2 separate regions of the Homo sapiens genome follow, and region 2 is linked to region 1. The links are chromatin contacts, found by Hi-C in ENCODE. All regions are on one chromosome and are shown on one strand. The core of a region is the stretch at or near the end of the contact, and the rest is flanking DNA. Distances in the headings are between cores, read along the strand shown.

Evidence for each region. A loop is a pair of places that touch in the nucleus more often than their neighbours do. Pooled maps may share reads with other maps.
Region 2: a pooled map shows a loop between it and region 1 (3-fold over the local background). The contact joins the enhancer-like site here to the promoter of C18orf61 in region 1. A Hi-C loop is called at or near these places in 1 of 50 pooled maps.

What each region holds. Positions count from the first base shown.
Region 1 is chr18:12,198,641-12,203,430 of GRCh38, reverse strand. C18orf61 (a long non-coding RNA gene) reads right to left here and starts at 2,652. Exons shown (of 5, transcript NR_049896.1): 1 at 2,257-2,652; 2 at 1,353-1,477.
Region 2 is chr18:12,318,884-12,323,673 of GRCh38, reverse strand. All of the region lies in intron 3 of TUBB6 (tubulin beta 6 class V), which reads right to left. Among named protein-coding and RNA genes, the nearest start is that of TUBB6, 13 kb to the right of the region's middle. RefSeq lists an enhancer at 4,630-4,790. Within about 2 kb of position 2,158, at least 2 of the 41 ENCODE cell types and tissues checked have a DNase peak (open chromatin) inside an H3K27ac peak, as active enhancers do.

The sequences.
Region 1 (4,790 bases), core at 1,403-3,902:
CACAGCAAAAGAAACTACCATCAGAATGAACAGGCAACCTACAACATGGGAGAAAATTTTCGCAACCTACTCATCTGACAAAGGGCTAATATCCAGAATCTACAATGAACTCAAACAAATTTACAAGAAAAAAACAAACAACCACATCAAAAAGTGGGCGAAGGACATGAACAGACACTTCTGAAAAGAAGACATTTATGCAGCCAAAAAACACATGAAAAAATGCTCATCATCACTGGCCATCAGAGAAACGCAAATCAAAACCACTATGAGATATCATCTCACACCAGTTAGAATGGCAATCATTAAAAAGTCAGGAAACAACAGGTGCTGGAGAGGATGTGGAGAAATAGGAACACTTTTACACTGTTGGTGGGACTGTAAACTAGTTCAACCATTGTGGAAGTCAGTGTGGCGATTCCTCAGGGATCTAGAACTAGAAATACCATTTGACCCAGCCATCCCATTACTGGGTATATACCCAAATGACTATAAATCATGCTGCTATAAAGACACATACACACGTATGTTTATTGCGGCATTATTCACAATAGCAAAGACTTGGAACCAACCCAAATGTCAAACAATGATAGACTGGATTAAGAAAATGTGGCACATATACACCATGGAATACTATGCAGCCATAAAAAATGATGAGTTCATGTCCTTTGTAGGGACATGGATGAAATGGGAAATCATCATTCTCAGTAAACTATCACAAGAACAAAAAACCAAACACCGCATATTCTCACTCATAGGTGGGAATTGAACAATGAGATCACATGGACACATGAAGGGGAATATCACACTCTGGGGACTGTGGTGGGGTGGGGGGAGCGGGGAGGGATAGCATTGGGAGATATACCTAAGGCTAGATGACGAGTTAGTGGGTGCAGCGCACCAGCATGGCACATGTATACATATGTAACTAACCTGCACAGTGTGCACATGTACCCTAAAACTTAAAGTATAATTAAAAAAAAAAAGAAAAAAAAAAAAAGACCAAACCAAACTTTACACATATTTCCTTTTTCTTTTTGATTCTATGCCCCCTCCCTCAGCCTCCCAAGCAGCAGGAATACCCTGAAGGGCCCTGGGAACCCTTGCCCACTGAGTCCCACCTGGAAAGCAGTTCCCTAGCTGGAGAGTCCTCCTCATCAGTTATGCTCTCCAGCACCCACACTGGAGAAACACAAACAACAGGAGAAGTCATTTGAGAGAGGCTACCCACTCCTACTCCCGCTGAAGCCCCACTGCCTCACACAGGATTCCCTGGTCTTTCCTCTGGGTTCACAGATATTCCTGCAGCCTCTCTGGCCATAGCTTTCTACTGGAAAGTCATTTGCTCTCACCAGGCCCGTAATGCTCCTTCCCAAAGGAACCCAGAATCAGGTTTCCGTACACTAGATCCAGCAAGTTTGTTCCTCAGGAAGTGAGCCATTTCAGGGTAAATACTCCCCTCTGAGGTTGATGGCATCTGCAATTATAGAACACATTAGGAGGATTAGATGATGCCACGCATGTCACACATATCTGTTATTCTCTTGGCAACTTTAGAAAATTGTAAGTATAGTGGTAGAGTCAAAGGTCAAAGTCCCCCAAAACTAGCACAAAGTACACCTACAGAAAAGACAAGAACTTTTCCAACAGAATTTACCTTTAAGGTTTATTTAGATGGGCAGTTTCACAACTCTTTTTTATTTTTATTTTTATTTTTTGAAGGAGTCTCGCTGTCCAGGCTGGAGCGCAGTGGCTTGATCTCGGCTCACTGAAACCTCCACCTCCCTGGTTCAAGCGATTCTCCTTCTTCAGCCTCCCAAGTATCTGGATTACAGGCGCATGCCACCAAGCCCAGCTAACTTTTGTATTTTTAGTAGAGACGGGGCTTCATCATGTTTGTCAGGCTAGTTTTGAACTCCTGACCTCAGGTGATCCGCCTGTCTTGGCCTCCCAAAGTGCTGGGAATACAGGTGTGAGCCACCGGACCCAGCCACTTCCACAACTCTTAATCCATGGGGAAAACTGCTGCTGAGGGAAAGGCCTCTGCATTGCAGTAGATAGGGAATGCTGCCATCTACAAGGCCCCAGTATGCCAGGTGTGGGTTGGTGAGAGGCTGCCAACCAGTACCACCCAGCAAGGGAACTGTGGACATCATAGATAATGCACCCTGTCAGATTCCCATGTGTATATTTGACTGGAAAGGAAAGCAGCCAGGAAAGTAACATTTCTGTTTAAGACCAAGAAAAGTGTCTTACATTGCCAGCATCTTCTTTTTTGCAGATGTCTCCTACAGCACCCTCAGGAGGAGCTAGGAGAACACAGAGTAAGGGTCAGTGCCCTGGTGGTGGCAACTGTGTCACCCAGAGAGCTTTGCTTGGTGTGGTGCATGGAGGTAGCTGATCACAGCATGCGCCAACCTGATGCTGGGCCATGCTCCAGGTGGAAGGAGGAGGGCAACAGAGAGAGCAGGAGGGAACTGAGACAAGGAGGCCTAGGCCTTGTCCTTGTCCTAAGGCATCATGAAGCAGCACAAAGGAGTAAACCCAAAATGGACCTAAAATGCACACCAAGGTTCAACAGAAGGGTCCCTTCATCACTCACATGATTTGAAACTCTTCTACACAAACAAGACTTTCTTAACGTATTCAAGATTATCTCAGTGTACTACTAGAATCAAACTATGTTGGTACTGCATCTATTATCTATTTTACAGGATTTATCACTTGATTAAAAGCCAATTTTATTGGTGAAATAGATTCAATTTTAGGCAAATTATTTTATTTATTGCAAATTCTTTTTCATACAGATAACCAAAACATTAAAAATACTGAAATACTACAGATTAGAAATAGTCATACTTTCCCCTTTTTAAGTCTTCTTCTTGAGCCATGGTGCACGCACGGCACTCTTGGGCTGCTGTGATCAGGAGATCCAGGATCCTTTGTGCCACCCTCTCTGGAGACATTACCTAGAGGTCTCGCTCCAGGCAAAGAGGCCAAGCTCAGAGCCTGCTGGATCTGCTCTGCTGAAGCTAAGGGACATGACTCAGACACGCTCTACAGTGGGAAGCGGTTTCCAGGTTCAGATATGCATCATCTACTGAAATGAGGAAGTAGAAAAAATAGAAATTGACAAGTTCATGAGAAACTGCCCATGAGTGCAGGAGTAATTATTTTTGTCAACTGCCTTACATTCAGTATGTATTCAGACATATATAAGGTATTTTTATAAAAGTTGCAATTTTTAATTTTTGTCAGTTATGTTAAATCTAACTTATCAGCTCTCAATATAAAGACTCTACCTCATTTTCTTTGTGGTTTCCAGAAAATCTAGCACATGGTAAGTAGAACACCAAAATATTTATTAAATGAAAACACAGAGCAGGGATTGGGGACAGGCAGGCACGCAGGCAGGCAGTTATATTTGCTTACCTGGATGATAGTAAACTACACAAAACCTTAGTTAGATTAATACTGAAATTGCCTTCTGCTTTGGCTGTTTGCCGTTTTGGAAGAAGGACAACAATGAAGATGAACAGGAAAGAAATGAGAAACAGAGACCTTTGCTTACTAGCTAAAGGCTACCTACTGTAACACGAAATTGTCTACAAATGGTTTTCAACTCTGCGTGCTGTAATTCAGTGACAGAGTTCCCTAATTCCTCCTGTCTGGCTTCAAGTCCAGCTACATCGCCGCTGTCTTCTTTACAACTTGCAAGATGCTGCTGCTACTGCACTTATCTGCTGTATGAGATTTACACTTGTTTTAAAGCAAAACTTTATTTCACGTAGGCTAATGGCCAGGCAGGCTACACTAGTCAGTTAACAGTGAGACGGTTCCTCATGGAGGAAAGGTTAGGTTGAGGCTGAGGATCCTTAATCCAGATGTATAACAGAGTTGCCACGAGGCAACGGAAACCACACTGAGTGGAGCAGTGTTCTTATCTGTCTCTCTTCACCATTTTTAGCTGGCAGGTTTTGAGGATTTTAGGGCTTGTGAACATTACTAAATCTACTGAAATATATCACTGATCCTTATAAGCTTTGGCCAGCTGCTGAGCAAAATAACTTCAGAACTGTTCTATATGGTCCCCCACATCTTAGAACCTGTGAGCTGACCCAAAACATCCGGGGATCTTTGTGCTTTTGACACTGAGGACTATGCTGGTCTGTAGGAAGATGTGCCTATAACTGCTCTGGGTTATGTGACCATGGAGGTCACTTTATGGTGATGGGCAGAGTCTGGGATCTCTCAGGCTCAGTGCTTTAGGGCTTGTACATGAATGCTGGACTCCTGCATGGTGATGAACACCCTGTGACTGATGCATAAGTGCATGTCAGCAGGTGACTGTCAGCATTGGGCCACACACCTGAGCTCATGTTTTGACTTTTTCATTCAGGAGCTCAAAAGCTGGGGCCACTCCCATTGGCCCTTCAGATTCTCCACCTGAGCAGTGAGGGGAATGAAAGGTGGCTCTGGCACGGGTGAATGAGTCATGTATGGAGAGAGTAGAACAGGGGTGGATTTTACTTTTTAGAAGTGGAGACTGGCAATTGTGCTGTGTAAATGGAAAATCTCTCCTGAGAAAACACACAGCCTCCCCTATACGAAAACACACACAATCATATCACACGATGCAGACTCATAAGACACCAGGCAAGCGCACAGCCCAGCGCCCCCATAGGAGTGCAGCTGCTTCATCAGATGGAGACATTTGGTCATAATTTTTGCTTGGAGAACTTAAAAAAAAAGTCCACTACCCTTATTCCTATCAGAATCCCAGAATCAGG
Region 2 (4,790 bases), core at 909-3,408, 120 kb before region 1:
ACCACGCCTGGCTAATTTTTTGTATTTTTTAGTAGAGATGGGGTTTCACCATGTTAGCCAGGATGGTCTCAATCTCCTGACTTCGTGATCCACCCACTTCGGCCTCCCAAAGTGCTGGGATTACAGGTGTGAGCCACCGGGCCAGCCCCATAATGGTGCATTTTTGCCAGACAGGCTTATGTATATCTTACTTTACCTAAAAAAAATTGAATCTGAAAGATTGGCTCTTAAATTTAAAATCCTATTTTTCATTTTATCTCATTTTAAAATGGATTATTTCACTAGCAGAAGCATTTTTTTCCCAGCTGTAAAAATTACACAGGTTTGTATGTCCATATGAACAGATGCACGTAGGAGTGGGAGGAACTAATTTTTGTTTTTGGTTTTCTGGGCACTACGAGTTTCATATAATGCAATGGCTTTCATACATTGCTGTGAACATCTGTATTTATTTATTTAGAGACAAGGTCTCGCTCTGTCACCCAGGGTGGCGTACACTGGCACCACCCTAGCTGACTGCAGCTTTGAACTCCTGGGCTTAAGTGATTCTCCCACTTCAACCTCTTGAGTAGCAGGGACTACAGGCACATGCCACTACACTTGGCTAATGAACATTTGAAAAAACTAGATACTAGATACCTCTCATTTATTTTAAAGTTAACATCTATTATTTTTCATAAGTCAAATAGTTGCATATGATATAATTTTAATTTCTGGAAACAATATAATCACTTTAAAAAACTCTTCTTCTGTTAAATGTATTGATAGAATATATTAAAAATCAGAAATAATTCCAATCAGTTGAAGTTGATTCTTTTTAATTTCCTGTGATTACAAAGTATTAAATGTTATCTATCTACCTATCTATATCTATTTTTTTCCTATTAATTCATTTATCCAAGGGTGAATATTAAATACTGCCAGAAAGGGCCAAGGCTTGGGATCAATTCTATTCCTCTTAATTTTTACATATATGAGAAATCTTGTCCACAGATATATGTAAATGGGAATGAATTATGTTCTACAATGTCATTCAGTTCTTTGATTGTCTTCAGAGTTACATCCCAAAAATCAAATAGTGAGCTATTATCAAAAAGTATTTTCAAGCCTGGGCAACATGGCAAAACCCCATCTCTACTAAAAATACAAAAATTAGCTGGGTCTGGTAGTGCATGCCTGTAGTCCCAGCTACTCGGGAGGCTGAGGTGGGAGGATCACTTAAGCGTAGAAGATGGAGGTTGCAGTGAGCCAAGATTGTGCTACAGCACTCCAGCCTGGGTGACAGAGCAAGACCCTGTCTCAAAAAAAAAAAAAAAAGTATTTTCAATCATCTGTCACTTAACTCAATTTTGTTTATTTATTTATTTATTTATTTTGAGATGGAGTCTCACTCTGTTGCCCAGGCTAAAGTGCAGTGGCACGGTATTGTCTCACTGCAACCTCCACCTCCTGGGTTCAAGCAATTCTGCTTCAGCCCCCCGAGAAGCTGGGATTACAGGTGCTGCCACCACACCCGGCTAATTTTTGTATTTTTTAGTAGAGAGAGGGTTTCACCACGTTGGCCAGGCTGGTCTTGAACTCCTGACCTCAAGTGATCCGCCCACCTCGGCCTCCCAAAGTGCTGGGATTACAGGCATGAGCCACCGCACCTGGCCAACAACTCAATGTTGAAGAAAGCAGAATTGGAAACGACCTAACTTGCAGGTCATGACATTTTACATCAGTCATTCTTTTCTTGTTTCTGAATGTAAACCAAAAAGGCTTAACCAAGACTTACTAAATACACTCTCACTCTTTCACTTTAAGGCAATTTATTCCAGTATACTTAGAGTTGGGAAAATTGAAATACTAATTTCTAATATGACTTTGTCAATTTAATTTTTAATAAAATGTTTTAAATATTTATTTTCATGAAATTTTGGGCTGCAGATTTAACTAATTCAAGTCATAAAAACTTGCATTGCATTATACAGACCTCTCCCCACTTACTCCAACTTGACTTTTGTCTACACACGGCTGGTGGCAACAATTCACAGCCACTGCCAAAGACCAGCCTCTCTGGTTTCACGTGGGCAGGTCCATCCCTGATGCTGCACTCACCCTGGGGGCACTGAACTATGAAGCAGTGAAACCACCAAGGCTGCCTCTGAGAGCTGCCAAGTGCTACATCGGGTAAGCAAGCTGCCTTTCACTTGTCAATCTTTAATTAGTGGACAAGGGGCTCCCATGCAATTTGGGACACGGGCCTGCTCACAATGAGGTCTACTGATGGCACCCCTGGCTTCTGCAGTACATAACAAGTGCAGCCTTACACAGTGGCTCTACTCTTGGGGGGGATGAAGCATTTATCAGTGCTACACACTGTAGGTGTTCAGTGCAAGAAAAAACAAATTCTGTGATTCTTCATTAAGTGTACTGAACTTAATGTTAAAATGTATGTACTGGACTGTTAATAACTCATATCACATATAAAGGATACCCTCCTTCAATATCTAAAGAAGTCCTTAAATCAGTAAGAAAAACAACAGCCATTAGGAAAACAGGCAAAGGCTATAAACATACAGCTCACAGGAAAGGAAATTCCAATAGCTTAGGTACTGGAAATAATGCTAAACCCTTCTCATAAGGGAAACGCAAATTAAAACAAGGAGATTCTATTTTTCTGCTGTGAAACTGACAGAGATCCAAACACCTGAGTTGCACTGCTGAGGGTTTGGGGAAGGCCACTTCCCACGGGAGCTACTGGAGATAGCAAGGGCAGTGGGCTGTAGAACAGCTGAGCTACAGCTATCAAAATTATCCCCCTAGACACAGCAATTACACTTCTGTAAGTTTTTCTAGATAGACCCATACATGTGCAAAATGACATATATACAAATGTTTACTGAGGAACAATTTATAATAATAAAAAGGGGAACAACCCAAATACCTATCAACTGAAGACTGGTTAAATCCACGGCGGTATCTCTGCAGAGGATACTATCAGCCATCAACAGGAATGAGGCAGCCATACTTGTGAAATGGAAAGATCTTCAAAATACGTTGCTGGGGAGCCAGGGAGGAACACTAGGGTACTAAACAGTGTATACAGCTGGCTCCATTGTATGTGTGTAAATATATGCGTCTGCCTGAACATACCTGAAAGGACATTCAAGAATCTTAACACTAGTTCGGGGTAGGAAGGAGATCAACTTTTCACTATATACCCTTTTGTTCCTTTTAAGTCCTAAACCATGAAAATGTTTTACCTAGCTAGCTAGCAAAATGAAAAAAAAAATTACTTTATTAAAACATTTACAATGCAATTAAGAAAGCACAGGTTGTCTTTGAAGGATGGGGTCCTAAGAGAGTTCATTTCTAGCTTTATGACATTTTAACTAAAACATTTATTTTATGATAAGTGAATATTAAAGTATAAAAAAGGAATTTTTTATTATTATTATTTTAGAAATGGGGTCTTCCACTGCTACCCAGGCTGGAGTGCAGTGGTGCAATCATAGCCACTGCAGCCTCCAACTCCTGGGCTCAAGGGATCCTCCTGCCTCAGCCTCCTGAGTAGCTGGGACAATTAAAAAAACATTTTTTTGGCTGGGCACGGTGGCTCACGCTTGTAATCTTAGCACTTTGGGAGGCCGAGGCGGGTGGATCACGAGGTCAGGAGATTGAGACCATCCTCGCTAACATGGTGAAACCCCGTCTCTACCAAAAATATAAAAAAAATTAGCATGGCATGGTGGCGGGCGCCTGTAGTCCCAGCTACTCCGGAGGCTGAGGCAGGAGAATGGCGTGAACCCGGGAGGTGGAGCTTGCAATGAGCTAAGATCGCACCACTGCACTCCACCCTGGGCGACAGAGTGAGACTCCGTCAAAAAAAAGAAAAATTTTGTAGAGAGGGTCCCCTTATGTTGTCCATGTTGGTCTTAAACTTTTGAACTCAAGTGATCATCCTGTCTTGGCCTCCCAAAGTGCTGGGATGGCAGGTGTGAACGCCTGAGCCCAGCTCTTCTTTAATGAAAAATTTTAAAATGTCATCAGTAAGTGGGAAATTACTAAATGATGACATATACAATGGTAGGCACTGTGACTGTCACGGAGGATGTCTGAGATACATTAATGAATTTTTCAAAAGGCTGCAAAATGGTGTGTATAGCAGGATCCCATTTTCCCCAGACAAAATCAGCTCTGTGTGCTCACCTAGGTGCACATGGACACAGAAAAATGTCAGCAGGGCCGGGCGCGGTGGCTCACACCTGTAATCCCAGTACTTTTGGGAGGCCGAGACAGGAGGATCACCTGAGGTCAGGAGTTCGAGACCAGCCTGGCCAATATGGGGAAACCCCATCTCTACTAAAAATACAAAAAATTAGCTGGGTGTGGTGGCAGGTGCCTGTAATCCCAGCTACTCCAGAGGCTGAGGCAGGAGAATTGCTTGAACCCAGGAGGTGGAGGTTGCAGTGAGCCGAGATTGCGCCATTGCACTCCAGCCTGGGCAACAAGAGCGAAACTCCGTCTCAAAAAAAAAAAGAAAAAAAAAAAAAAGGAAAAAGGAAAAATGTCAGCAGGACACAGCACAACTGTCTACACACTCGGTTATCCCCCTAGGGAATAAAACCTCAGGGGCCACCAGTAGAAGGGATGACAGCTTTCCCTTTCTGCACTGTATACACAATCTATGTGTACTGTTTGAAAAAACCATGTACAAGCACTTTGTTTTAACTTTGACATGAAAACATTAAACACTTTTTTTTGTATAAGACCAGCTATGGGAGCTCACACCTGCAATCCTAGCA